Regions from separate parts of the Homo sapiens genome. Here all the other regions are linked to region 3. The links are chromatin loops, found by intact Hi-C in ENCODE. Cell type or tissue: mammary epithelial cell. All regions are shown on one strand. Each heading gives the region's core, and the rest is flanking DNA. Links, peaks and the distances in the headings are about the cores only. Region 1 overlaps ACAN (aggrecan). Region 2 holds the start of ACAN (aggrecan). Region 3 overlaps ISG20 (interferon stimulated exonuclease gene 20).

Region 1 (10,036 bases), core at 4,976-9,975, 180 kb after region 3:
GTATGTTGTCTCCCCCTTGAAATGTGTTTGTTGACTGAATAATGGAATTAATGAGTAAAGCTAATGAGCGTAAAGGGACTGTAAATGCTGAGAAAACCATAGCATTGTAGCCACAGGACCTGGATTCCAAACCAAACTCAGCCACTCACTATCTGTGTGACTTTGGGCACGTTGTCTAACCTCTCTGAGCCATTGTCTTCCTTCCTATGAAGACTGTTCTAAGGATAAGAAACGGCACATGTACAGCTCAGAGAGGAGTTCCTGACATACAGCAGGCCCTTCCTAAAGATGGCCCCTAGATTGTTCCTGAAGCCATGGCATAAGTGGATTCTGGCTATAAAATGCCCACTGTTGCCTGAAGATAGAGAGGGGGTGACTGCCCTCCCTGACCACAGAGAAGCTCCAAGAGCTCTGTGGCAAGCCGTGGAGACGGCAGTGGCAGATTAGGCTCTTCCTTTACAGTCCACAGTTTTATTTGAACTCACATCCTAGTCCTGGGGTGAATAGAGGAATGATCCCTAGGCTAAAATAGTTGGTGGGGTGGGGGGCCCCATTGTTTGCTGTCACTGCAGAACAAATGACCATTCACTTACAGCATCATTTAAATTAGATACAGATGCAAATTGTATGTGGGTGGTGTTTCTTATCAGGCTAGCACCCATTAGTTGGGTGGCTACTTTGTGCAGAAACTGACCTCAGTGCCCCATTCACTTGGACCATCATTTAAATTCGATATAGATGCAAATTGCATGTGAGTGGCACTTTTTATCAGGCTAGCACCCATTAGTTGGGTGGCTACTTTGTGCAGAAACTGACCTCAGTGCCCATAGTAGGTGCTTGGTGTATCCATATTAGTTGAAATGCAGTGAGGGGCATACACAATGCAGGTGTTCTTGCTCCTCAGTGAGGGAGGAACCAGCCAGACAAACCTTGAGAAAGGAGGCCAACTCAGCATCTCTCATTTAAGTCCTACAGCGTCCTATGCTATTTGATAGATCCTATCTAATCAGCACTTTAGAGGTAAGGAAATTGAGCCTCGAGAGGTTAAATAATTGAGCCAAGGTCATATGCTCACAGGAAAGTGTCAGAGCTGCGATTCAGCCACATCTGTCTGACTCCCAATCATGCTCTTTCTGTTGCACCAGGGCCTGCTCCCACCCTGGCCATCGCACCCACCCATGCACACATCCCTTAAGTGGTTGGCCTAGTAGTTTGAAACAAAAGTGGGAAAGAAGCCACAAGCCAAGATGAGTCTGCTAATAAGTTGGTCATAACAACAAGAAATGACAAAGGACACAGGCAGACAGGAGAGCGTTTCAGGCTGGGGGAGGTTTCCAGGCGGTGGCATTTGCATGGGGCCTCAAGGAAGGTGGGAATAGGTCAGACATAGAGCTAAAGAGAGGGTGTTTTTTGAAGGAATGGAACTGTGTGAGCAAAAGAAGGGAGTGAAAGGACAGGGCCAGACCCTAGCCCCAGATTCAAATAGGGCACTGCCAGGGGATAAGACCCATGCCACATCGGCAGTCAGGTAACAAGTATAACCTGCAGGTATGACACTCTCCGTGGTGTCATTTCTCGGTTTCTTATTTTCTTTTCTCGCAGCTCCACTACCCGAGCCTTTTTTTTTGCTCCCCAGAGAGCCTCCCCTCACTTCTGTTAGATGTGTGCACCACCCTCCCAACCTCACAACTCTCCTTTCTGCCTTTTCGTCCCTAGCACAGTGAGGGCATGGGGGCATCTTTCTGAATAGGCTGGACCTTCCCAGAGAATGTGCTCAATAGGCAAGCGAAACCCTTGTGCATTGCCCTGGATGTTGCAGCAGAACAGCAAGCAATGAGCAGGTCCCTGGCCATGAGGGAGGCTGAGAGGGTGGAGATGCAGTTCCTTCTGTTCCCAGAAGTTAAAAAGGTGGAACTCTTCTCTGCACTGCGTGGAGCTGGCATTTGGAATCTCAGGGAACTCCAGAGTTAATTCTCCCACCTGCCCCCATTTCAGAGATGGAAAATCCGAGGCTCCGGGTCAGGCAGCCATTTTAGTCAGGGCCAAGGTTAGGACCCAGAGCCGACTCACTCATGTCTGCTATCTCTGGATACAGGTTTGTCTGCACTCACTAGGCTAGAAGCAACTCCAAGGAAAAACCTTTCTTTCCCTTCACTGGGCCCCTCTGTCTTAGCACAGAGCTGCTCAAGGCCAATCCTAGACAAAAGTATGGCCTTGAAGGGTTTATCTCCAGCACTCCCCACCCTGCTGCCAACTGTCTGTTTCACAGGACCTACACACTTGCCCGGAATGGAGAAAAACACATGGAATTTGATTTAAGATGCTTCAGTGATGACAGAGCAAGTAACAAATTTGGAAAAAGGAAATCAAAGATACGGAAAAAGACAAGGTGTTGAAGAAGGTGGGGAGAAGAGAAAGAGGAGGAAATATCAAAAGAGTATTGGCAGCTACAAAAATTACCTTCACAATTTCCCTGGGGGTGATGCTTGCATGATGATCCCAATTTACAGAAGGGAAAACTGTAAACTGAGGCCTTACATGAGTTTCCTGGTGAGTTAGGACAGAGCTGGGACTGAAATCAGCTTCCTGGCTTCCCGTTTCTATACCATCCCACCACGTCTGTTTAGAATATGTGGGAAGTTAACAGCTGCAGTTGGGGTGACTCTGGCCAGATATGCTCTTGGTGTAGGGTCCCTGGCCTTTTCCCTATGCTGGGTTTGAAATCCCAGCCTCGAGTGCATATGCTACTGCGTTTATGCACAGCTATCAGGATGATCTTGTTCATGAGCGAGTGACAAGAGAAAAGGTGCTATTGGGAGATTAGGCTGCAAATAAGTGATGTGCTGGTGACTGGTGACTACAGGAATGGGGCACCTTGGTCCTTTCGAATCCATCTTCTAGGACTTAAGTCAGGGACACAGAGCCACCTGGTCGCAGGCAAATCTTACTGGTCTACCAGTCTACCAAACCCCAACGTCTACTTACTCATCTAACAAGGAGGTGTCAAATACCATTTTGTGTTATTCCTGGTACTGTGTGAGTTAGCATAAAGGGATTTTGTTTTCATTTAAGACTTGATTTTCAAACTCTAGGAGGTCACAGTCTGCGTGATGAGACAGAGTTAGCACACATAAAACAACAGAAGAAAAATTGGGTGCTAAACAGTGTGTAGAAAGTCATAGCTGGGGGGAATACAACCCAGGGCCAAGGCCTGGTGAGGTTTCAGGGAGGAGGCCTGCAGGATCTGGGAGAGGAGGGTGGGCGTTCACGTAGCCAGCAAACATTTGCTGAGTCTACACTGATGTGGACTCACGCTGGGCCAGGGGAGGTGACATGGAGATGAACATTTCCTGACCATACCCTAGGGCTGGCAAACTGGCCTTGGTTTTAGGGCCAGCCTCAATGTCCCCAGGGACACATGGAGGACAGCACAATGAATGGAGAATGAGGCTTCATTCAAAGGAAAGAAAAGTGCTCATTATCCTTCCCCAGCCCGTTTCTTTATTTACTATTATAGTCATGCAACATTTAACAGGGATGCGTTCTGAGAAATGCATTCTTAGGCAATTTTGTCATCCAGCAACATGTGCAGTGGAGACCCCTCCACTAAAGTGTACTTACACAAACCTGGATGGTACAGCCTACTACACTCCTAGGCCATATGGTATAACCTAGTGCTCCTAGGTGACACACCCATACAGCATGTTACTGTACTGAATACTGTATTTTTACTGTACCTTTTGTATGTGTAGATAGGTTTAGATACACAAATACTTGCCTTTGTGTATACACAAATACTTCCCTCTGTGTATCTAAACCTATCTAAACCTATAAAAGATACAGTAAAAATCCTGTATAAAAGATAAACAATGGTACACCTATAGGGCATTTACCATGAACAGAGCTTGCAGGACTGGAAGTTGCTCTGGATGGGTGAGTGACTGAGTGGTGAGTGAATGCGAAGGCCTAGTGCATTATTGTACACTGGTGTAGGCTTTATAGACACTGTACACTTAGGCTACACTAAATTTGTAAAAATAAATAAAGTAATTGCACTATGACGCTACAACGGCTGCAGCATCACCAGGTGATCACCAGGTGATCGGCGTTTGTCAGCCCCATTAGAATCTTACAGGACCATCATCGTAGGTACAGTTTGTTGTTGACTGAAATGTTATGTGGCCCATGGCTGTAGTTACGTCCAGTAGTATGCTGGTAAATCCACTCTCAAAAAGGAAAAGAAAGAAAAAGAAAAAGAAGAAGTCTCACCTCGTTGATAGTGTCTGCTGATATCCATCATAACCAGTTTCAAACTACCAGTGTGATGTCACCGAACACAAAATTTGAAAGAGATGCATAAAATGGACTCTGGCCGGCTGGTGCCAATTGGCTGTAGCATAACACTGGTTCTCCTTGGAGCCCTGGGAAGGGGTGACCCTGATTGTTCCTCCTCTGGGCCGCACATGGCCTGTGACCTTCCCAAAATCACATGCTGCACTAAAGCGCTATCATTAATCAATACAGCCATGCACATCACAAGGAAGCAGCGTGTCTCTACCTGAGACTTACTGAATGTGAAGGGGTCTACCTCATTTGGCTGGGCACCACCTAGGTGCTCATCACATGTGAGCCTCCAGTCCCATCCTCAGCCCTCCGCCCCCCAAGGCCTAGGGTTGAAGGAGATCACTTCTAAGACGTACGGGCTGCCATTTGTCCATTCATTCATTCAGCAATTTCCTCTCTTTGTGCCACACACTACATTGGGTGCCAGGGAGACAGTGGGGAACAAGACAGACACAGCAGCTACCTTGTGAAGTTCATTAATGCTGGGAATTATGAGGGCCAGGCCCCCTGGCACTGAGTTCTGGTTTGGGCTCCACTTCCAACCTACCATATGGCCTTGAGCAACTCAGCCTCCTCCTTGGGCCTCAGTTTCTTCATCTGTAAAATGAAGAAGTTAGGCTTGATGTTCACTAAGGTCTCTCACAGCTTAGACCTTCTGTGGCTCCAGGGGGTAAAGAGAGGTCCAGAAGGCCGCCACAGGAGGAAGCGTTGGTTGGAGGGGCCAGGAATGTCTCCATGGAGGAACAGCAGGCAGGAAGCAGATTGGACCTCTGAAGATTCACCATGAGTCCCATGAAAGAGGAGGGGATGTGTTTTGGGTGGCTTCTGATGGTGGAACTCTTGGATGTAAATTATAATGTGGCTGAGCCATTTTGACTCAATCTTGAAAGTTCTTGAGTACAATTGGAGCTGCTCAGCCAAGGAATGGGCCACCTTGTGATGGAATGAGCACCTAACATGCAATCAGAGGCCAAAGACCACCTGGCTGAGCTGTATATACAGGATTCATGCCAGGGAGGTCATTATTGTAAAGCATCATGATCGTCAGTAGTGAAGGAATGAAAAAAAAGAAGTTGTGTGGTCCATTGTATTATGTGGAAAAGACAAATAGCATGCAAAAAGATTGCAATTACAGAAAAACACAAGTAGATACCTTAAAAAAAAAAAAAAAGACTAGAATGGCCAGGTACCATGGCTCACACCTGTAATCCCAGCACTTTGGGAGGCCAAAGTGGGTGGATCACTTGAGGACAGGAGTTCGAGACCAGCCTGCCCAACATGGTGAAACCATGTCTCTACCAAAAAATACAAAAATTAGCCAGGTATGGTGGCACACACCTGTAGTCTCAACTACTCGATGGTTGAGGCAGGACAATTGCTTGAACCTGGGAGGCAGAGGTTGCAGTGAGCCAAGATCATGCCACTGCACTCCAGCCTGGATGACTAGAAGGCAAACTATCAAAACACTAATAATGAGGATTCGGATTGTAGATGATGGTCATTTTTTTCCCCATTGTCCTATTTTCCAAATATTTGGTAGTATGATAATGTTGTGTTTGAAATGAATGCAGTTTTATTATTTATGGAAAGTCATCTGGTCCAACCCTCATCCTGGGACAGGAAGCCTCTCTACAACCACTAAACTCTCTTCCAATCCCCCAGTTCTGAGAGGCTCACTCAGGCCTGACAACCAGGGAGGTGGGAGGAAAGTTACACTGATGGATGCTTGCTGAGTGCCAGAGCCTGTGCTGGGTGCAGAGCCAAAGAAACAGTGTCCGGCCTGGAGGAGGGATGATGGCAGTCACATTATCTCACTCAGTCTTTGAAACAGCCGTGGGGCAGGTCCTAGATTATTAAGCAGTAGGCGTCCACCCACGTCGAGGAGGGGTCTCCACTGCACATGTTGCTGGAAGATGCATTCAGGGAGAGTGGGTGAGCTGCCTGTTCAATCCCATAATTTGATGGAATCCAGGCCAAGACCTTGGCCAGGTAGACAACCATGGGGTAGAGTCTGGCTGATGAGGAGGTGAAGGTTTCCTTGTCTGCAACCTGGACACATGCACGCATGCTCACACAGACACATAGCCTCAGCTCAAGCTAAAAGCACCTCACTTTCCCCTACCAAATCTCCACATAATGCTCTCTGAGAAAGTCAATTCCCTGGTGATGAACCCAAACCACATGACTCTCACCCGGCCTTCACCCAGCATCCCCTTCCTGCTCCCCAAGCTCCCCTCTCCACTTCATTTCAGGCTCCCCGTCCCCTTCCTCTGCCTCACCTATGCTGTCGCCCTGTCAGCACCTAATTCAGCTTCCCATGGAGAAAGGCCTCCCTGTTGACAGGGCCGTGCTGGGACTCAGGGCTGCCAAAGTCAGTCTTCTCGCATAAAAGGCTCAGTGAGTCCTGGAGACACTTGGAAGCCAGACAGAATGGAATTTCTCCCTATTTTCTTTACAGCTGAGAAAACACACACAAACACAAGAGCATATTTATTGCGATATTTCTATCCCAAAGTTTGTCTTTAAAAAAAAAAAAGAAATAAAATTAGTTTCTCTGCCCACTCCACCCCTATCCCCCTACCCCCACTCTCCTCCCCACCTCTTTTCATTCCTTCCCATTTCCTGGTTTAGGCCAGGGAGAGAAATCAAGCCGTCCAAGCCCCACAGAGCACTCCTACACCCCCGGACAATGTCCAGCTTGTTCAGAGAGTGAGGGAAGAAACACAGCTCCGAAAACATACACACAACCTCCCAATGAAGGGTGTTCTGAGGGAAGAACAGGCGGGCCTTGTGTCTGAACACGAATCCCTAAGGCTCTGGGAAGAGAGGAGCCGGAAAGTCTAGACCCCTCCCCAGAGTGGAGAAGACACTTTGCCCTCTGCCTTCTGGGGAACTATTTCCCAGCCGCAACTCGTCACATGGGGCTTGAACCAGAGCCCCTCATGGTGCCACAGCCTGCAGCCAGAGACTTTTCTTTAAAAGGCAGCATCTAGGTAGAAAAATCCCTAAGGAGACACAGGGGCTACTTCTCAGAACTTTGGGATTTTCCAGACTTTCTCCAGTGTGAGGATGACGTGCCTCATGCATTCACGCCATACCCCCAGCAGCACCCACAGACAGCCCTTTCATTTCTGGGGTGACTCGTATATGTAGCATAGGTGGTAGAAAGATGACACACTCAATCAACAGGAAGAAAGGGTCACTCGGAGTCCTGGGCCCACCCTGCCCCTGCCCCTGGCATTCCTGGATGGGAACACCAGTGCCCTCCCAACACCCCTCCTGAGCCTAGGGACTCCTGGGGTGCCCCCCTCATCCCCAAATCCATCCAGCCCCAGCCGGCGGTGACTGAGCCAAGAGCGACACCTGCTGGGCCACTGGACTCTGATAGAGCAAAAGTCTGGGAATGCCACGGGCGAGAGTTGCTGAAATCTCCAATCTTTTCTTTAGTCCCAGATCCTCCATCCGCTCCAAGGTTCCCTCCCTCTGTGATGCAAGCACTTCTTAAACCAAAAGGGGAGGGTAGGTGCTGATGCAAGTCCATCCAACAGAACAACTCGGGGAACATCACCAGGCATGCACCGTGGAGGGAAGGTCACAGGAGGTGTCTGTAATGGGACTGCACGTGTTCTAGGCCAGCGGTGCTCCATCTTGGCTGCACCTTAGAACCTTCCAAGCTCTAAAAATCCTGAGGTCCAGGCTGAAGCCCAGGTGATTTCAGTGTGCAGCTGAGGTTGAGAGCACTGCTCTGGTGGGTCTCCTGTACATTCTCTTGGGTCTTCTTGGGTCCACCTATGCTGGAGTCAGGGTTCCAATTGTGCACCTTTACACTGCGGTTGTCACAGACCTGTGTACTTATTATGACAGCTTTACAGCAGATGACGATAAGGAAGGTTTGTCTTTCTAATCCACATGAAGTCATTGATCTAGCAGGAGAGCTACAGCTTCCTAGGTCTAATTTCTCTCCTAAAATATTAATCCGTTCATCCCATAACCTCCTCAAGAGCTCTCTAGGTGAACATCTTTTCCCTGACATGAACCAGGCCCCTAAACCTTGCCTGAAACCTTGGAGGCTAGTCCATTCTAAAACACACGTGATCTCTGGATTTGAAGTTGGTGGCAGGCCCAAGTTTCATTAGGGATGTTGAGCAACTCATCACTTCTCTGGGCCTGAAGGACTGTGTTAGTCAGGGTTCTCCAAGGAAACAAACCAATAGGACACATGCACACAGACACACACATACGCACACAGACACACACATACACACACACACACACGAGAGACAGAGAGAGAGAGAATTATTATAAGGAATGGGTTCATGCAATTATAGAGGCTGGCAAGTCCCAAGGTCTGCATGATAAGTTGGTAAGCTAGACCAGGAGACCTGGTGGTGTAATTCTAGTCCAAGTTTGAAGGCTTGAGACCTAAATGAAATGATTGGAGTAGTTTCAGTTTGAAAGTCAGTAAGCTTGAGACCTAGGAAGAGCAGATGTTTCAATTCAAGTCCAAAGGGAAGAAAAAGCAATGTTCTAGCTCAAAGGCCATCCAGCACAAAGAATTCTCTCTTTCTCAGGACAGGTCAGTCTTTTCTCTCTATTCAGTCTTCAACTGATTGGACTAGACCCTCCCACATTAGGGAGGACCATCTGCTTTATTCAATCTACCAATTCCAATGTCAATCTCATCCAGAAACACCCTCACAGACACACCCAGCACAATGCTTGGCCAAATGTCTGGTTGCCCCGGCCCAGTCAGGTTGACTCATACAATTAACCATCACAGGAACTCATTCAGATGAGACTTCACTGGCTGAAAGATGGGAGGTTAGGTTTATTAGCCTAATGCCCGGAATTAAACTGAGAAACCTGTGAAGGTTTTGTGAGGGAAGGATTTTTTAAGAAAATATCTCACAAACCACGTGCAGCCTCCTTCTCTGGAGATGATTCCAGGTCCTTGGGTGTGGAATTATCACTTTGCATCATATGTCACATGACTCTGCTTGACCTCACCATGCCTTCACTGTCTAAATAACGCCTCTGCCTCCCCTCTTCCAGGTGAACTATGACCACTTTACTCTGGGTTTTCGTGACTCTGAGGGTCATCACTGCAGCTGTCACTGTAGAAACTTCAGGTGAGGACATTCCTATACATGTTTCACGTATTCAGTAGGCATGAGTAGTGGGTTTGAGTACTGGGTACTGAACCTGGTGCTACTGGTCCCAGGGATATAATTTCCCCTTTCCTGGACTTTTCCTGGCCCCACCCTTCCCCTGTTGATGCATGCATAACTGTGATGGGATAGCACCCATGCGCGGGCACACTCTTGCAGGAGCCTTGCTCAGATAACACTGCTCCTGACTGCCCTCAAGCCCCGACAGCTGGCAGGGAGAGCTCCCGGCAGGTGCCCTCCTTCCCTCCATGGATCTCAGTGAGGACTGCTGCGCACTGAGCTTGCCGGAGGGGCAGGACATAGACAAACCAGTGGAGAAAGGACCATTGAGGGAGGATCGGCTGGAGCACCAAAGAAGAAAGGTCACTTGGGAGACAGCCAGAGAAAAGCCCCAGGGAATCAGACAGGTCTTTGCCTTTTCTGCAAACCATCCTCGGGAAGCCCCAGCCTGGTCTCGTGCATGTGGAAGGCACTGGGTCTACTGCTAATCCAGCATTGGACCAAATGAGCAAAACTTCCACTGA
Region 2 (10,036 bases), core at 2,197-7,196, 150 kb after region 3:
ATGAGAGCAATTTGTTCTCCCACAAGGCATCAGGTAAACACAGGCATGAGAATCCATGACCTCGTTGGAATTTCAGGGACTGTTTTTTTCCCAGAGGGTCATTTCTCCCTGTTCCAGGCATTGAGGCCAGTAACTATTAAGATTTCATCTCTTTTTTTTTTTTTGAGACGGAGTCTTGCTCTGTCGCCCAGCCTGGAGTGCAGTGGCGCCGTCTCAGCTCACTGCAAGCTCCGCCTCCCGGGTTCACGCCATTCTCCTGCCTCAGCCTCCTGAGTAGCTGGGACTACAGGCGCCCGCCGCCACGCCCGGCTAATTTTTTTGTATTTTTAGTAGAGATGGGGTTTCACCGTGTTAGCCAGGATGGTCTCCATCTCCTGACCTCGTGATCCGCCCGCCTCGGCCTCCCAAAGTGCTGGGATTACAGGCGTGAGCCACTGCGCCCGGCCTCATCTCATTTCTTTATCTGTGAGAGAAGCCACTATCACCCCCTAAGGGGCTTCGGTCACCAGCATTTTGTCTGTGTCCTAAATGCTTCAAGACTTACAGACCTGACTCAATACGCTCAGGTAGAAAAAGGGTGAAATCAAGAATGGCCAACCACTGGAACACTTTAGCCATTGCTCTGAGAGGTGGGTGGATAGAGTGGGCACTATGCTCCCTCCGACGGGGCTTCACTGCCCTGGACAGGGGAGAGACAGGCGGCTCACAGAGCATGTGCTGGGCCAGGGCCAGTCCCGCCCCCAGGCAGAGATGGCCAGTAAAATAACCACATAATTCCAGTGGAGTCGCCCTGGGGAAACCGAGGCACTTCAGTTCCTTTTCATCAAGGAACTGATTAAAGTGTGGTCTATTATCTCTGTAGTGGGGAGTCCCGAAAGATTCCACTTCTTCCTCTTCTTGCCCAATGAGAGGGTCAGGAAGCTTCCACCACCATCCTGACTGTGGCCACCACATCCTGGTGTGAAGCACCACCAGCTTCCTCCACAAGAACTCTGAAGGTCACCAGCCAGCTTGAGTCCTCCGAAGGTGCTGTGGCTCAACCAGCAGCCTGTGTAGCAGAGAGCACAAGACCTGGGACTCGAACTCAGTCCCACCTTCAAGAGGGATCTCCACCACTTTCTGAGCCTCAGTTTTCACATCTTTGGTTAGGGGCAGGTGGGAAGTTGCCATATTTACCTTGTTGGGCTCTTTGGAAAAATTAAATGAAATGTTAATGTATGTTACACAACGGGCTCATAGGAGGGATTCAAAAGCTGCTAGTTCTTTTTCTCCTTTTCCTGAAAACGGTATTAAAGAGTACTGTAGAGACACTGGAGAATTCCTGCTTCATATGAGATGTCCTTGGTCTCTCCCGGGGAATTTGAAGACCCAGAGACTCGCAGCTCCCCGTGAGCCTCCCCGCTGACGCCTTACCTCCCCCTCTCCACCATCCCCTGCCATCCCGGTGTACGCCACCCCCAAAAAAACTTTCAGCCAGCTCCTCGGTGAGGGTCGTTCCAAATCGTGGCCGACAGTAGCGGGCTGCACCCTCCTTAGATCGCGTCGTGGCCAGCCTCAGCTGCAGAACCCCGCCGGGCGCCCGGGAGCCCTGTCCCGCCGCGGCGGCCTCAGAGTCCGGGCACTTGGGGATTCTCTGAGGGTGCAGCCCTCCTGGGCCCCTCCGACTGCGGAGCTGCCGACCGCAATGCAGATGCGGGCCCTCCAGCCCTTCTCGCGCCGCCTTCCTCCCGCCAGCCCCGGAGCTGCCGGGTCCGCGCCGCCCCGGGGAGCGCTCCTCTCCCGCCCTGAGCGCAGGCCGGCTTCCCCATCGGCGCGCCGGTCCGGAGCCAGGGTCCAGCGCGCTCCAGACGCCTCTGCCTTCCCCTCCCCCTGTCGGCCGCCCCTCGGTCCCTGGGGGTGGGGTTTCCCTTTGCGCTCGCCCCCTCCCGCCCCCACCCCTCACGGGCCCTCCCCTCCCCCGCCCGTCCCTATGTATGTGTCACAGCGCGCCATGCCCGCCCGCCCGCCCACCTACCTCCCCGCCGCTCCAGAGGGGGCTCGCAGAGCTGAGGACGCGCGCAGCGCTGCTCAAGGTCTCTCTCTCTCAGCACCCTCGCCGGCCGGCGTCTGACGCGGGTGCCAGGGTCTCCGGGCACCTTTCAGTGTCCATTCCCTCAGCCAGCCAGGACTCCGCAACCCAGCAGTTGCCGCTGCGGCCACAGCCCGAGGGGACCTGCGGACAGGACGCCGGCAGGAGGAGGGGTGCGCAGCGCCCGCGCAGAGCGTCTCCCTCGCTACGCAGCGAGACCCGGGCCTCCCGGCCCCAGGAGCCCCCAGCTGCCTCGCCAGGTGTGTGGGACTGAAGTTCTTGGAGAAGGGAGTCCAACTCTTCAAGGTAACTGTCTCCTTCCCTCCAGAGCGAGGCTCTCCCAGGGCGCCCGGCGAGCCAGGAACGGGACTGAGACTGCACGCCCCGGGGCTGGGGGCTGCACTGCCTTGGTCTCCGCCCTAGAGCTATGTGTGCCGGGGGCGCAGCACATCCACCGGCTGCGTCCGCGGTGGAGTTGAGCAAACTTTTTGGCTGTTGCAGACTCAGTGAATGGGGCAAAGGAACACGTGAGGAGGGGCACTTGTCTCCTAGTCCGCCAGGATGAAGGAACAAGGGAGCCTTTTCTCCAAACACCTAGGTGATTTTAAATCCTAGGGTCTGGAAAGACCCATGGTTGACAGAGTAGCAGCTTCAGAGTCAAGGGAATGTGGGTTCAAATCCCCGAGGTGCTACTTTTGAGCTGGAAGGTGTGCTTCACCTTCCTGAGCCTTGGCCTGCCGTCTGTCAGCTGAGAGGGAAAAGGCCTTCGCGGGGTCTGGAAGAATAAATGAAATCATATGGACACTATGTCAGGGACACAGCGGGTCCTAAGCCGAGGCTAGATAGTCCATCCTTGGCCACTTGGCTTACTCCAGGGACCAGAGTGCCTGAAGAGTCTGCCCAGGGGAGAGTGGCAGAACCTGGGACAGAGCTACTGAACTGCCAGCAGGGGAGAGGAGAGCAGTGCCCTGAACACACGGGTGTCCAACCAAGAAGGGGCATTTCTCAAGGAAGAAAGGGGAGGGGAGTTGAGGACACACGACCACGAGCGGTTTTTCCGTCTGTGGGTTCCTCTTCAAACGAAGCCAATGCTGGTGGAGCAGGAGCCCTTTCCAACCCTGGGGCTGGGTTGGAGGCTGTCAGTATGTCAACTGAACCACACTCTGGGCAGAGCAAGCTGCGGGGGTGGGGGCTTGTCTCTGGTTGTGAGACAGGATCCAACCCAAACTTTTCCATCATTATCCTCCTTTCAGTCATGAGCTGGGTTCTGACAGGATCCTACTAGGGTTTCACCATGAAGAAGCTGGAGTTCCAGCATGTTGACTGATGTGTAAATTCTGGTTCTGTGGGGCTGGCTGCCAGGAGGAAAATACAAAGCTGAATTGGGTTAGCACGGTGTTTTGGGGTCCTGGGTGCTGCAGTGGGTGGGTGTCTGACAGTTTAGAGGGGACTCTGGACCTTGAAAATTCACCCACCTCGTCTGAAGAGGAGGGCAAGTGGACCCAGAAAGGTGCAATGAATTTCTGAAGGTTGAACTGTGACTTAGGGTCAAGGGCAGAACTAGAATCCAGGTTTTCTGAGGCCATAGTCGGTCCCTCGTCCTGATTTAAGAGTCCAGAATTCTTGGGTTCTAATCCTTATCTCTCTTTCTTGTCCTGGGTTGCCATGGACAAGGAGCAATCAGGTTGCTCATGCACCCTGGGCAAGGTGGGTTTGGAGGCACTATGAAGATACGGTTTAGGAGTGTTGGCTTGTCAATCACAGGCTCCAGGGAGAAACTGCAGGAAATGGAAAGGCAATGGGGAAGAAAACCCTGAAGCTCGTTGGGGGAGGAAGCATTGAGCGGCAGTGGGGAGGAGAGGTTCTAACCTGAAAGAAAGATTGCAGAATAGTAGATCTCCCCAGTATAAAAAGTTTCAGAAGAAGGAATTGTCCAAAGGAAGAAGATATCTCTTGGAGAGATGCTGGAATTCCACAGGTTACCTTGAGCTGTGTTTAATTTAGATATTCTTACGTGTAGTTTCTAGTGCTGTGCCTGGTATTTTCATTCATTCTCCAATATCTGCTGAGCGCCACCTAGGTGCCAGGCTCTGTGCTCAATGCTGGCCCACAGCGGGTACTCAATAAACAGCAGATATGAGATGACCCAAGCAAAGGGCTTAGCGTAGTGCCTGGCACTGGGCAAGTACTCAGTAACTGTTTCATATTATTAATATTACTATTATCATTCTTAATTCTAGTAGTAAATGAATGTTTTTCTTTTTCTAGAATATTCACTGACAATCATACTTAAAAGGGAATATTTTGTTTAATGTTCGGAAGCCCTCCACACACCCAGGCACACCTCTTGCCCCTGTTCCCCATCTCTCTCACACCCACACGCCCAATCCCAGGCAGCCACTCACCCCTGCATGCCAAGGCAGAGCGTTCTCCTCCTCTTATGCCCCCTCCCCAATTAGAGAGGGAGCTCCAAGAGAGAGCTCACCTCCTGAGACAGTCGGCAAGAGCCAGGAGGGTGGACAGCCTGCATGCAAGGAAGACTGGGATTCAAATTCCAGCTCAGCCACTCGCTGGCTACATGGCTTTGATAAGGGTACTGAGCCTCCCAGAGGCTTCATTTCCTCTTCTCTAAAAAGGGGAGAAAATCCTCCGATAAGAGATTTTTGTGAAGATTAAAAGACATAAAGTGGGTGCCTTGTCCAGCTCTCAGCAAGCACCACAAACTTTAATTCCTCTCCTCTAACAGCTCCTAAGCCCCCTTGTGGGTCACAAACCCCAAGTTATGGATAGCAAAAATTTCAAATGTTTTCTCTTGATAAGAGACTGTGTGTCCTAACTTTTGGTGTGAATTTTTTTTTTTTTTTTAAGATGGGAGTCTTGCTCTGTTATCCAGGCTAGAGTGCAGTGGCCCAATGTTGGCTCACTGCAACCTCCGCCTCCCAGGTTCAAGTGATTCTTGTGCCTCAGCCTCCCAAGTAGCTGGGGTTACTTGTGTACCACCACGCCCGGCTAATTTTTGTATTTGTAGTACAGACGAGATTTCACCATGTTGGCCAGGCTGGTCTCGAACTTCTGACCTCAGGTGATCGCCTGCCTCAGCCTCCCAAAATGCTAGGATTCAGGCGTGAGCCACCATGCCCAGCCAGTGAATTTCTTTTTAATGATTCCTTCTAGAACTGGGTTCCTCCCAAGACCCTTCTTATTGGGCCCTTAGGAGGACCTCAGCTGAGCCAAAGGAAGCCCATGAGACCCTGCCTAGAGTCCCACTTTGAGTCTGTCTCTGCTGCTGCAGGGATGTCTAGCACCAGATTTGTCCAACTGCAGGTTGTGAGATCAATTTAGCGGGGTTCTTAATAAAATAGGAAATACCAGATAATCTCATAGTGCCTCCTATGTAGCAAAGGTAAGTACTGTTTCTGGAAACTTTTGTTTCTGTTATTTATTTTGAAGCCCTCTATAAGGGTATGTATGTTTATAATATAAATGTATATATGCAAATATATACAAATTTGATATTTGCATATATTTTTATTTAATTTTTTTTTTACTATATTGGTCCCAATGATGTTTCTGTCTCAGAAATTTCAGCATTGTGGCCCTAGGTGGCAGGTGCTGGGGCATCCTTGCTGCCACTGCACCAAGTGCTGGGGAGTCAAGGCAGCTGAGGTGGAAGCTGGAGTTGGGGAAAGGCAAGTTCAAGGAAGAGGACCCAGAGTCAGAGAGGAAGCAGGGCATGGAGGAAGGTCTGCTTATAAGTAGAGCAGGGGAGGGGACAGGCCAGCAGCTGCCCTGGGAAAGGGGATCAGGAGCACATCTTGGGAACAGGAGCCTTCCTCTCCTGCTGTCAACGGCCTGGCCTCGTGGCCATGCTTCGTGTCCTGATGGTAGCCGCACTGCCGCCCTGATAACTTAAAGGAAGCCCCTTCAATGGGATGAAGGGCCCGTTTCTGTGACAGCTACTTTGGGAGTGGCAGCTCCCCTTCCCCCAGATCCAACAGGACACAGCCATCCCTGCGAGGGAGTCTGGGCCCCTGGACGCAGTTGAAGAAGGGCCACTGGGAGGCCGGCAGAACAAGGGGAGGGCTGGAGAAGGAGCGGGAGTGCAGGCGAGAGGAGGACCAGAGAGGGGGAATTTGTAGAGAAAACGGTAAAACGGTTTCTTTTTTCAAAAGTTGAATCCAGGGCAAGAACGGAAACGGTGGAGTTTACTTTTAAAAACTCAGAGCCTCCTTATAAGTGGTGGAGTGTGTGTGTGTGTGTGTGTGTGTGTGTGTGTGTGTGTGCATGCTGGCAGGGCGGGCCCTGCGGGCTGGCCAGGCCTGTGAGAGGTGACTTCTCTCCCTCTCAATGGCCTTACAGTGTATCCTAAAGAAGCTTTTTGTTAAACTCATGAATAGGTGGATTTGGGGTGTGTGATGCTGGGCATCACGATTTGGATATTTGGTTACCTTTGAGGTTACATGTTTTTCCTCTTAAGATACACACTCAAAAAAGGAGCCACCTCTTCTGTGTAGGTCACTATTTTGGTGTATGTGGGGGCGGGGGTGCCTGTCTTTCTGTAATTGATTTGACTGGAGGGGTGAGGGTAAGAAGGAGAAACACAGGACATGGCAGATCTGCAATGCCTGACCTGGGAGACAGCCTCCCTCAGCTCCCTGGTCTCTGGCAGTCCCCAGATCACAGATGCCCAGGGCCTTCCAGGCCTGTGATGGTCCTCATTTAAGAGATCGCAAAAGGGACCTAGGCCCAAAGAGGGGAAGGATATGCCCCAGGCTGCTGCCCCAGAGCAGGTTGGTAAGAATCTGGACTGGGATCTAGACCTTCAGGTTCTCATCACAGAATATGTCGTGTTCCCAGAGATCATTCATTCATTCTTTCAGCAGCACTTGCTACATGCCAGGCACTGTGCTAGGCATGGATAACATAGCAGTGAATAAATCAACTCACTCTTCCTGCCCTCCACCTACTTACAGTCTAATGGGGAAGACGGACTGTAACCAACCTGAACCTGACCCCTCATTTCTATACAGCAGTGGCTGTCACCTGGGGCTATTTTGCCCTCCTTCCCCGGGGAACATTTGGCCATGTCTGGAGACATTTTTTGTTGTCACCACTGGAGACTGAGGTGCTTGCTGCTAGCGTCTCATGGATAGAGCCAGGGGTACTGTGAAACATCTTACAGTGTACAGCACAGCCCCCGCCCACATACATGCACAATAGAGAATTATCTGGCCCAAAATGTCAATAGTCCCAAGGCTGAGACACCCTGCTGCAGACCTTCATTTAGTTCATGGGCCAGGCCATGCCCAACTGGGCATGGCAACTGGAAAAGAGGGGATAGGACAAGAAGGAAAGTTAGGTAGGCAGTGCAGAGGGGACAATAAATGAAAAGGAAAAGAAAAGTCCGAGCCCCCATGGTAAATTAGAAAAAATGTGGGCTTTGGTGGCCCAGACTGAGGTTGAAATCCTAGCTGTATCCCCTTGGGTAAGTCAGTTATCCTCTCTGAGCCTCACTGCGTTTCTGTTTCCGTGAGATGGACTCATGGTACAGTTGTGAAGGTTTGAAAGCAAATAAAGGACCTGGCACAAATTAGACATACAATAAAATGGCAACTGTTATTAGTATATTTGAGGCTTTTAAAGTCCCCACTATGGAAAATTACAGCATCCACACGTGTGATCAGGAAGCCAAAGAAGGCTGCTCTTTGGGGCAGGGTTGCCATAGTATTCCCTCTGCTTGGGGGAGGGGCAGTGGGTGGTGTGAGCATCTCCCTCCAGTGTGTGTGGTGGGAGGAGCACTGCACTTGGAGTCACATGGACTGGGCACTGATGGCCATATGACCTAGGGGAAACTGCTTCACCTCTCAGCCTCAGGTTCTTTATTTATAACACGGAGATGCTAAGCCTGCCCTCATGGGCCAAGATCCAGTGAGGACCTCCGAAGGAGGCCTGTGGGGGTGCCTTGAAGCCGATGCAGGCACCTTTGGTGTCTGGTGTGCCCTGTCCCTAACCCAGGGCCAGGCACATACAACAGACTAGTTGAATGAACCATAGTACTATAAATTCCTTTCAGTTCTTGACAAAGAGAGCACCAAGAATACCCAGTTGGGCAATCCTTCACTTTGTCACTCCTCCATCCTTTGCAAGATGCAGGGACCTCTGGTTCCCAGAACGTGCTGCATCAGGTTGCAGCACCGGGCAGCTGCATCCTCCAGAGAGCACTGCAGATACAGCAGCTGCACCGTGACAGCCCCACAGGGGCATCCCCATGGGGAGTGGGAGGTAGAGGGGTGGGGGTTCTCCAGAGCTGAGGTGAGCCCAGCTACTGAAAAGAGGACCAAATGAGGATCAGGACCCTGGAGATTTATCTCAATGCAGGCATGTCATTGAATACCTCCACTTTCCTATCTGTAAAATGGAGTTGAAGTCATGATAAAGTAAGGCCTAACTAAAAGCCACTAGCCAAAGGGGTGGATTTGGGTAAACTGTCAAGCTTTCCTGAACTTCTATTTTACAGAGTCATGAAACACTGGAGCAGAAAGGGATTCATGGGTCACCACAGCGTCTTCTTCATTATGCAGAGGGGGAGGCTGAGTCCCAGAGAGCGGAGGACACTTGGATGGGGGTTCACAGGCTGCTCTTGCACCCAGGCTTCTGAGGCTCCTCCCTTCACACCACGCAGGTCCCATTCCAGCCAGTAAAGGGAAGCGTCAGATCACAGCAATGCTGTGACATCCAATCAGAACCCAACTCTAAACAGATTTGGTCCTTGGGTTACCCATTGTCCACCCTTGGGACACCTTCTGGCTCTGTCCCTCCATGTCCTCGCTGTTTCCAGGGCTAATTTTGGGGGGAAAAAAAAACCTCTAGAAGAGAAACGTGTAAGGCAAGTCAGAGTTCAGCCTCCCATCTCCCTCAGAAAACCTGGCCTTCTCGCCTCAGCCGCCGCCTCGGGTCCTGTGTAGGGGATTTTTCCCAGCAAAGTCTGGACCCTTGGCCTGACCCTCCCCTCACTCCATCCCTCCCCAAGCAGATGCTCCCTGTCTCCCCTCCAGCCCATCTCCCTTTGACCTGCATATCCAGATGGCTCAGGGGAAGCCTGGATTCTAGGATGACTCAGGCAGGAATGTAGTAAATGTTTTTCAACGTCACAAGACACTGAAAAGGAGGCCTGGAGGTGTCATTAGAGTTAGCCTTCAGTCCCTAAAATTAGCTGCATCTAAGGAGCTTTTCAAAAATACGGGTGGCTGAAGCCCTAATGTGCTCCAAGAGATTCTGCTTCAGTGAGATGGGGGCTTGGAGGCGGGGAATCTGTGGTTTTCAAAATTGCCCCAGGTGATTCCATTGTGGTCTAGTTTGTCAACTCCTAGTTTAAAGCCCAAAACAGTTCCTCAGAGTGTATTTGGTTCTAAGATCTTCTCTCTAGCCCTGCCTCTTGGGCCACTTGCTCTCTTCCTTCCCCAAGGGCAGGACTACAGCCACTGCCCCCAGTTTGTCCTTTAGGGGAGTGAGAAGGTCATGGCCAGCTTCTCCTGTCTTCACTTCCCTGCCTGAGACAGGGGCCCTTCCTCCCTTGGTTCTCCAAGGTGGTTTGTATAGAACACGCCTTCCAAGGCCAGCAACAGGCTTTGTAGGTGAAAAGGATCTCATCCCTCAGAGAAAGTCAAGGATGAACAAAATTAACCCTAGTTAATTTTGGGTCTCTTCCCTGCAGGGCTTCTCAAAATGCTGATGGACCTTGGAAATCACCAAGTTTTTCAAACTGAATTTGACCGTGAAGCTTTTTTTTCCTAAAGCAGATGGAGGGACTTGAGCCTAAAAAGATGCTAATCTAGGCACGGGCCCAGGTTGAGCCTGCAGCAGGAATACAGCAGCTGCACCCAGGCCAAGGGGCAAGGGGAGACCCCACCAGGTAGGGCTTAAAATCCTAAATCTCAAATGAACTCACTGACCCAGCAAGCGCTCTCC
Region 3 (9,870 bases), core at 1-5,000:
AACGATGGAGCTCTATCAAATCTCCCAGAGAATCCGAGCCCGCCGAGGGCTGCCCCGCCTGGCTGTGTCAGACTGAAGCCCCATCCAGCCCGTTCCGCAGGGACTAGAGGCTTTCGGCTTTTTGGGACAGCAACTACCTTGCTTTTGGAAAATACATTTTTAATAGTAAAGTGGCTCTATATTTTCTCTACGCCATCACTGGGTCCTCTTCTTATTCTTCTCTCCAAGCTGGGTTAACAGTAGACAGGACCCATTTCTGTGTGATGTTAGGAGGGAATGAAGTCTTATGCTGGGGAGGTGGGCAAGTATCAATTTCCTTAATATCTTGAATCCTGTGGGTCCAAAATGTGGCTTGGAAATCTAAGTAGCATGTGGCTTAATTACTAATCCCACCCTTTGCTGTTGCATCCCAGCCCTATTCCTGGTGCATTTATGCCCAGAGAGGTGGCATTATTTCCTGGGGTGGCATTCAGCTCCTCTTGAGTTGGTGCCACAGCATTTGTGGGCTTTGAAGCAAAGGTACAGGAAATGTCAAGGGTGCCACCCCGGCAACCTTGAGCAAGTCACCCCTCCTATTTGTAAAATGAGGAAGGAAAGGTAACAAACTGTGGAGTCAGAGAGAAGTAGGTTGGAATCCTCTTTGTCATTTAGTAGCTGTTTGACCTAAGGTGGTTTACTGAACTTCTCAGTTTCTCCATCTGTAAAATGAGAATTCTAGCAACTCGTAGGGTATTTGTGAGATGTTGCAGGCAAAGCCCCCAGCACCATGCCTGTCCTAGCTTAAGCACCCACCAGGTGTCGATAAGTAATTGTTCTTCCCTGGACTGCCTGCACATCTAGGGCACCCCAGGAAGAGTCACCGCACTCTGTTTCGGGGCTCGGCTCTCTGAGGGGAGGGCATCCTGTATGGGGAGGAGGGTCTGGACCAGAGCTGTCCCTGATCGCTAGAATCAACGGCAGAATTCTTGTTATTTTAATAATAATTAATAATTTAGTGCTTCCACTAAATAAAAATCATTGGAATGGTGTCCAAGCAATTTTTTTTTTTGAGATGGAGTCTCACTCTGTCACCCAGGCTAGAGTGCAGTGACTGGATCTCAGCTCACTGCAATCTCCACCTCCTGGGTCCAAGCGATTCTCCTGCCTCAGCTTCTCAAGTAGCTAGGATTACAGTCATGTGCCATCACACCTGGCTAATTTTTGCATTTTCAGTAAAGATGAGGTTTCGCCATGTTGGCCAGGCTGGTCTCAAACTCCTGACCTCAAGTGATCCACCCCACCTCGGCCTCCCAAAGTGCTGGGATTACAGGCGTGAGCCACCACCGCACCTGGCCAAGCTGTTCCTTTTTTTAACCTCCACAGGTGATTCTGGTCCTAGGGTTTTTGAGTCACCTGCAGTGCTTTCTCAACCATCCCAGCACCTGAACACGGTGCTGTCACACTACAGTGAGCAACTGCATCACCTGGCAGGTGCTGGGTCCACCCCCAGAGTTTCAGATGCAGTGGGTTGCGGTGGAGCTCGAGAATGTGCAAGTTCCCCATTCTAACAAGTTCCCCGCTGCTGCTGGCCCGGGGGCCATGCTATGAGAGAAGCACTGCCTAAGCATCAGGTGTTAGGATGTGCAGCCACAGTTGAGAGCTGGCCCCAGGGCTGGGCGCCACCAAGGTGCACTCAGTCACAGGTCCAGCCTCTCCCCATGCCGCCTCCCTTGGCTGCCTGTTCATGCAGAGAGGTCCACAGCCCGGCAAGATGGGTCCCAAATGGCCCACTGCACAGATGAGGGACTCGACCAAGGTTAAGAACCCAAGAGATTTCAATCCAGACCTGCCTGATCCCCAAACTCAAGTGTTTTTTTCCCCTCAGCTGTCCTAGGATGGCAATGCCTCCCATCTGAGCCACTGACCTCTGGGAAGCTGGAGGGCCCCCTCCCGTGTCTGGAAGAGGTGGGAGATGCAATCTACTCTCACAGGGTTCTCTCCCACCCTGTCCACAGGGTTTCAAGGTGATGACCCAGCCCCCTGCAGTTTTATGATTTCTTACGTGCCTTCAAGGCTGCTGGGTGCGTCGGCCTTGTCTGGCTATGACTGGCCACCAGGTGGTGGCCGTGGGCCGTCTGTCCTCCTGAAAGCTTCGAGGGCAGAACCTGCATAATGAACATTTTGGGATGAGGTGTGAGGGACAGTGTCTTCAAAAATGCCTAGGGGGCTGCTCCAGGGATGCTCTAGGCAGTCTTCACTCAGCCACAGATGCTAAGGCTCAGAGAGGGGTTGGAGCATGATGCAGCCTGGCCTGGGAGGTGAGCCCAGGCTTTCTGACTCCCAGCCCAAGGTTCTGTCCATGGCTTCAGGCTTCCTTGAGAGGAGAGACAAACCAGGTTTCCTGAAGTCAGAGCAGTTCAAAGGGAATTTCCAGCCCGACTTGCTTAGATGCCCTGAGGGGAGAGAAAACCGGGGAGGTGCCCACCACCCCCACTCCCAGGCAGGCAGGACCCCGGAGAGCAGCAGGTGCGGCAGTCATGTAAAACACAGGCAACGAGAGCTCTAGAAAGAGCACCAGCTTTAGAGTCAGCTGACCTGGGCTGAGGCTCTGGCTTGAGTCATGGCGGGCAAGTGTCTTACTTCTGTGACACTCAGTATCCGCAGCCACCATATGGGCTTTCCTGCCACGCAGGGCTGAAAAGAAGATTGAGAGTCTGTATGCAGGGTGCCCAGCACTGGGCGGGGGGCCGGGGCAGGAGGGGCAGGGGCTGATAAACAGCATCCATCACTACTGATCTAAAAATCAAGAGCTGCCTTGGGGCTGCCCCTCTAGACTCCTCAACACAATTGGAGTCGATGCCAGCAAATGCGGGGTTTATTCTGATGAGGTTTGAGGATGGGAGAAGGAAAGGCGATGTTTATTGAGGTGGTAATGTCTAGCCCACGGGGAGCCCTATCTGGGGTCCCAGTCAGGGCAGGCAGCTCAGGCTATCTGGTGTCCCCTGAGCCGATGGGAGGGCCTGCGTCTTAGCAGGTACTACTTCCTCCTCCTGCAGCTGCCCCAGCTGAGCCTACAGGGTACACCTAGAGAGAGAGAAAGGTGGGTGTATTCCAGGCATCTATTCCAAGGGTCACAGATGAAAATGTCTCAAGGGCCTGTCCTGAAAAATAAATGACTGAAACAGACCAGCTGTGCTGTGGGGAACAGGGAGTGTACGTCTTGCTGGAGCAGGCAGTTACCACTCAGCCCCAGCTTGCTGCGGCCATGCACAAGTGCTGGCCATTGTGCACATTGTCAGGGCTGTGTCTGGCCCACAGGCCACCAGTCTGAAACCTAAACTCCAGTCCACCTCCCAGCTGATACCTGACTCTTTCTGACTGGGAGTCATCTACCCTTGGCCTGGATGTGTCCAAGGACAGAAAATCAACTTCTCAAAAGCACTTCTCAGAGGGTGGGGGCCCTGGATTTAGGCATAGCAAGGTTTGTCCCCCTCAAGCTCACGCCCACAAGAAATTCAATCCCACTTTAATGAGGTGACCTGTGACACATCTTCAAATGGTTTTCATGTCACCATCCTCTCCCGTGAGTCTTTGACTTTCCAGGTTAAATGTACTCATTTTCTCAATGTTTTCCTTTTATGTGAAACCCCTCCCGATTTCTCCTCTACCCCCCGCCAGCTGCCCCCCTACCCATTCCTACAACCTGGCTTCCTTGTCCCTTCTCTCCCCACACTCCCCAAGCCCCGCTCTCAGTGGGTCCTTAACAAACGGGGAAAAGGTGGAGAGAGAAGCAGGACCCAGGTGAGCTGAGGGAAAGAGCAGCATCCACCATCCAGCTGAGGCTGGTGGAAAGACCTGCGACACTGGCAGGATGAACTAAGGTGTCAGGGACAAGAGTCACTGCCTGCCACCTAACCGTGCAGGCATCAAAGAGACTTTTTGGGTAGCTGGAAATAACAGTCTAAAACACGGCCCCACCTTTCTGAGCACACCTGAGTCACCTCTGACTCAGACCCAGACTCCTGGGCTGACCCAGTGAGGGGATTGGAAAGGCTGCCCCGCCCCTCTCAGTCCCCTTTTCCGTCCCCTCTTCCAGCCCATCTCAGCCAGAATAGAGAAAAGTGCGGCTTCTATTCAGGGGTGTACTCACGTTCCTCCTACCCTGAACCACTGAATGTCTCCAGGCACATCCCAGCCCCTGCTTCCCCACTGTCCCCCAGCCCCATCCGAAGGCCCATTGTTGTCTCCAAGGGTGTCAGCCAGCCCTGTCCCAGTTCCAGGAGTGGTAACCAGCACAGCCCAGCTTCCTGTCCAGTGTTCTGCGGGCTGGGCCAGGCTCTGCAGCCAAGAGGCTTACTCACTGGTGGAACAATTTCTCCTCTATATGGAAAGAACATATGCTTTTCCTGCTGGGGGATGAGAGACTTTCGAGTAGCTTTGCCGAGACGTGGAGGAAAAGGCAAACGCTGGCCTAGCCCCAGCACCCAGATTTCCAGCAATGTTTGTCTTGTGGCAGAAGCTGCAGGCCTCTGTTCCCAGGCACATGGGGAGGCCCAGGGAACACTGCTTGGAACCCTTGGTTTTAGGGCACTGACCGGGTCCCCTCTTTCAGGGATGGATGTCCTGCCCTCCTCATTCTCCTATTCCATTCTCCCAATTTTAGGGCTAGAACAGAGCAGAAAGACCTGAACTTAGTTCTGCCAGAGCCCCTCTCCAGCCTTGAGGTCCCTCCAGAATGGAAATGTCAGTGCCCACCTCAGAGGGTGCTTGTAGGTTTATAGGGACACACAACAAGTACTTAAAAGACAATAACCACTGTGTTGTTATTAATGTTGTTCTCCTCCCAATGCATGTTTACTCAGCATCTCCTGTGTGCTGGGGGCTGTACTCGGCCCTGGGAATGAAGGTAGAGGAAGAGCTGGCTATTGCCCCCAAGCTGCTACCTGCCCCCGCTCCACCCCCTTAAACATGTTCATGTGCATACACCTGCAGGGCATAAGGCACAAATAATACAACACTTATGTTTAAAAAAAAAAACTAGTTTTTGAAATAACTTGGGATGGCCAGGTGCAGTGGCTCATACCTGTAATCCCAGAGCTTTGCGAGACCAAGGTGGGAGGATCACTTAAGGCCAGGAGTTTGAGACCAACCTGGGCAACATAGACCCTGTCTCTACAAAAAAAATACAAAAATGAGCCAGACATGGTGGTGCATGCCTGTGGTTCTAGATACTTGGGAGGCTGAGAATGGAGGATCACTTGAGCCCGGAGTTCAGTGCTGCAGTGAGCTATGATTGCATTACTGCACTCCAGTGGCATAGGCTAAATAGCAGAGAGAATACAGCTAAATGAGAAATTACTGAGCTAAATGACTTGGTTGAGAACCTCATCCAAAAGACATCAGGAAGGGATAAAGAAATGAGAATGAAAGACAAGTCAGGAGATAGAAAAGAAGAAATGTTCTGATCTATAGTAGCCAGCTTCAAAGACAGCCCTCAGTGATCTCTATCTCCTGATATTCACTTCCTTGTGTAGAAGTCAACCCACCTCCTCACAACATTGACTAGGTCAGACCTGTGTAACTGGTAGAATATTAAGGAACTAACAGATTGTAGTTTCCAAGTCCAGACCATAAATGTCAATGTGGCTTTCTTCTTACTCTCTCTGAAATCCCTTGCTCAGGGGTATGCCAACTGCCATGTTGGGGGGATACCCAATCAATCCTACAAAGAGGTCCACATTTGCAGGAACTGAGGGCCACTGCCAACATCAACTTGCCAGTCATGTGAGTGAGCCATCCTGGAATCAGATTCTCTAACACCAGCCAAGTCTTCAGATGATTGCAGCCTTGACCAACATCTTGACTCCAACTTTGAGAGACTCTGAGCCAGAATCACCCAGCTAAGTCACCCCAGATTCCTGACCTCAAGAAATTGCACAAGATAATAAAGGCTTAATACTGTTTTAAGCCATTAAGTTTTAGGGTAGTTTTTAATGCAACAATAGATCTATATACTAGAAACCCCAAAAGACTAAACAGAGTAGAGAAAATATTTGAAAAAATAATAACCAAGAATTTCCCATAATACAAAAGAATGCATGTTAATATGGAAAGAATCCACTGCATTCCCAACTAAGTCTGTAAGTATAAATTCACATCTAGATACATTTCAGTGGAATCTTAAAAGTCTGAAAGTCAAAAATGAAATTCTTTTGTCCTTAATGTAGAGCCTGGAAAAAAAATTTTAAGTAAAGTTCTATAAGCTTCCAGAGAGGAAAAGATCACCTACAAAGAAGTAAGAGTGAGATTGATATCTAACTTCTCAACAGCAACATTCAATGCAGGGAAATGGAATAACATCTTCAAAGAGTAGAAGGAAAAGAACTTTGAACATACACTTCCATGTTTAACTAAGTTTTTATTTAAAACGCAGAAACAGTCATACTGGAAAATGGGAGTTTCATAAAAAACTAAACATGCAACTACCATACAACCCAGCAATTGCATTCCTGGGCATTTATCCAAGAGAAACAAAAACATATGTTCACACAAAAATCTGTACATGGATGTTTATAGCTGCTTTACCCATAATAGTAAAAAACTGGAGACAACCCAGACGTCCTTCAATGGGTGAGTGGTTAAATAAACTGTGATGTGTCCATACCATGTAATGCTACTATAATAAAGGGAAACTATTTATACACTTAACAACTTAGATCAATCTCCAGAGAATTATGTTGAGTGTAAAAGTCAATCCCAAAAGGTGTATACTGCATGATTCCACTTAAAAAAATTTCTGTAAGTGACAAAATTATAAACATGGAGAACTGTTTCATAGTTCCCAGAAGTTGCAGGTGGGAAGAGGAGATTGTGGTGGCAGGTACGGCATTCTGAATAGTGAGACCTCTCACATCTGTACAGCTTCCCACACTGTGCCTCCAAAATGCTTCTGTTAATCTCTAACCTCCTGGCGTGAGACAAAAGAATTTCTCTCTGAGGAAACTGACCAAGCCAATGGCAAAAACCTATAGATATTGCTATCTGGGGTTCCCAGTGAACCAGCTGGACTTCTGCTCCATCACCCTACAGTGAGGCCCACAGTCAATGAGCCCTTTCCACACAAAGACAGATCCCCTAATCAGGCTTTTAGTGCCTCACTCTTCAATATGAATAGCCAGCAAAGGATCACCAGGCTTTTGAGGAAAGTTTCTACCTGAAAGTTACCCCAACAAAGAGTAGGTGAAAACTGAGAAGGAATAAATACAAAGCAGGGAGGACACTTTAAAGAAAGAAAGGGGGAAAAAGAGCATAATTAATATTATCAGAAAACAAATCAAATATATTACATCCAAAAAGTAAATATCACTACTTAAAAAGGAATATTTAAAGAACAAAAAATGTTCTTCACAAGTAAAAATAGTACAGCATAGATTTTAAATGCAATAAAATATTAAAATATCAAGTTGTGTAAAACTTCCAGAAAATAGACCAAAAAGTTAAAGAGAAAAGAAGACAGATGGAGGCGGAGCAAGATGGCTGAGTAGAAGCCTTCACTGATCATCCTCCCAAAGGAACACCAAAGTGAACAAAAAAGCACCTTCATAAAAACCAAAAATCAGGTGAGCGATCACAGTACCTGGTTTTAACTTCATATCACTGAAATAGGCACTGAAGAGGGTAGGAAAGATAGTCCTGAGTTGCTGGTGCCATCCCCTCCTCGTTTCCCCGTCAGCAGCCTGTGGTGCAGACAGATAATCTGCACTTGTGGGTGGGAGAGAAACAGTGACTGTGGGACTTTGTGTTAGAACTCAATGCTGCCTGGTCACAGTGGAAAGCAACACCAGGCAGAACTCAGCTGGCACCCATGGAGGGAGCATGTAGACCAGCCCTAGCCAGAGGGGAATCACCCATCCCAGCAGTTGGAACTTGAGTTCCAGCAAGTCCCGCCATCGTGGGCTAAAGTGCTCTAGGGTTCTAAGTAAACTTGAGAGACAACCTAGACCACAAGAACTGCAGTTCCTGGGCAAGTCTTGGTGCTGTGCTGGGCTTGGAGCCAGTGGATTTGCCGGGCAAATGACCTAGTGAGACACCAGCCAGGGAAGCCAAGAAAGTGCTTGCACCACTCCCCCACCCGCCCCAGCCCCAGGCAGTGCAGCAAGCAGCTCTGGAAGAGATTCTTTTCCTCCACTTAAGGAGAAGAGGGGGAAGAGTAAAGAGGACTTTGTCTTGCAACTTGGGTACTAGCTTGGCCAAAGTAGGATAGGGCACCAGGCAGAGTCCTGAGGCCTCCATTCTAGGCCCTAGCTCCCAGACAACATTTCTAGATACACCTTGGGCCAGAAGGGAAACTGCCGTTTTGAAGGGAAGGACCCAGTCCTGTCAGGATCCATCACCTGCTTACTAAAGAGCCCTTGGGCCCTGAATAATCCACAATGATACCCAGGCAATACTTGCTATGGGTCTTGACATTTCTGGACCTGCCCTGGGCCAGAGGATAGCCCACTGCCCTGATGGGAAAATCTCAGGCTTGGTATCATTCACCACAAGCTGACTGAAGAGCTCTCAGGCCTTAAGTGAATATCAGTGGTAGCCAAGTTGTACTCACCACAGGCCTGGGATGATGGCAGCCATGGGGGGAGACTCCTCTACTTGTGGAATGGGAAGGGAAGGGTGGGAAGGACTTTGTCTTGTGGCTTGGATGCTAGCTCAGCTGCAGTGGAATAGAGCATCAGGTAGATTCCTAAGGTTTCCAACTCCAGGCCCTGGCTCCCAGAGAGCATCTCTAGACCTGCCCAGGGCCAAGAGGAGCTCACCATCCTGAAGGAAAGGACGCAAGCCTGGCTGGCTTTACCACCTGCTGATTGTAGAGCACTAGGGCCTTGGACGAACATAGGCAGTGATTACCACAGGCTTAGGCGAGACCCAGTGCTGTGCTGGCTTCGGATCTGTCCCAGTGCAGTCTCAGTGGTAGTAGCTACACAGGTGCTGTGTCACACCTCCCCCAGCTCCAGGCAGCGTGGCACAGACAAAGAGGCTCTATTTGTTTGGGAGAAAGTAAGAGAAGAGAACAAGAGCCTCTGCCTGGTAATCCAGAGAACTCTTCCAGATCTTATTCAAGACTGCCAAGGCAGTACCTCTGTGAGTCTGTATGAGCCACAGCATTACTGGGTTTGGGGTGCCCCCTAATGCGTATATGGATGCAGTGACCAAAAACTTAGATCACAACACTCAAGTTCCTTCAAATGCCTGGGAAGCCTTCCCAAGAAAGATGGGTAAAAACAAGCTCAGACTGCAAAAACTACAATAAATACTTAACTCTTCAATGCCCGTATGCCAGTGAGCATCTACAAGCATCAAGACCATCCCGGAAAACATGACCTCACCAAACGAACTAAATAAGTCACCAGTGACCAATCTGGAGAGACAGAGATATGTGACCTTTCAGACAGATAATTCAAAATAGCTGCTTTGAGGAAACTCAGTGAAATTCAAGAAAACACAGAGAAGGAATTCAGAATCCTATCAGATAAATTTAACAAAGATACTAAAGTAATTAAAAGGACTCCAGCAGACATTCCGGAGTAGGAAAATGCAATTGGCTACTGAAGAATGCACCAGCGTCTCTCACCATCAGAACTGATCAAGCAGAAGAAAGAATTAGTGAGCTTGAAGACAGGCTACTTGAAAATACACAGTCAGAGGAGACAAAAGAATAAAGAATAAAAAACAATGAAACATGTCTACAGGATCTAGAAAATAGCCTCAAAAAGACAAATCTAAGAGTTATTGGCCTTTAAAGAGGATGTAAAGAGAGATAGGGATAGAAAGTTTATTCAAAGTTTATTCAAAGGAATGATAACTGACAACTTCCCAAATCTAGGGGAAGAGATA

What was found. A loop is a pair of places that touch in the nucleus more often than their neighbours do. Peaks named below come from ENCODE experiments on the same cell type or tissue, not always from the same donor. Only the 100,000 strongest peaks of a DNase experiment are listed, where the experiment ranks them.
Region 1: a loop joins it to region 3, with 29 times the contacts of the local background. A loop is called at or near these places in 82 of 110 quality-filtered maps.
Region 2: it touches region 3 in a loop (17-fold over the local background); 4 of 110 quality-filtered maps call a loop at or near these places.

Annotation. Positions count from the first base shown.
Region 1 is chr15:88,826,804-88,836,839 of GRCh38, forward strand. It overlaps ACAN (aggrecan), which reads left to right. Exons shown (of 19, transcript NM_001369268.1): 2 at 9,397-9,473. The coding sequence starts at 9,404. Among named protein-coding and RNA genes, the nearest start is that of ACAN, 28 kb to the left of the region's middle. In mammary epithelial cell, for the core only: a CTCF peak has its summit at 7,715 (motif pointing left); DNase peaks (open chromatin) are centred at 7,468 and 9,078; H3K27ac peaks cover 778 bases.
Region 2 is chr15:88,801,436-88,811,471 of GRCh38, forward strand. It overlaps ACAN (aggrecan), which reads left to right and starts at 2,001. Exons shown (of 19, transcript NM_001369268.1): 1 at 2,001-2,374. LOC105370960 (a long non-coding RNA gene) reads right to left here and starts at 2,083. Exons shown (of 3, transcript XR_001751648.1): 1 at 2,015-2,083. In mammary epithelial cell, for the core only: a CTCF peak has its summit at 4,144; no DNase peak of the experiment used is centred there; H3K27me3 peaks cover 1,318 bases.
Region 3 is chr15:88,655,456-88,665,325 of GRCh38, forward strand. ISG20 (interferon stimulated exonuclease gene 20) reads left to right here. Exons shown (of 4, transcript NM_002201.6): 4 at 1-1,028. The coding sequence ends at 76. Among named protein-coding and RNA genes, the nearest start is that of ISG20, 21 kb to the left of the region's middle. RefSeq lists an enhancer at 1,522-1,571. In mammary epithelial cell, for the core only: a CTCF peak has its summit at 2,096 (motif pointing right); DNase peaks (open chromatin) are centred at 2,116, 3,976 and 4,296; H3K27ac peaks cover 1,070 bases.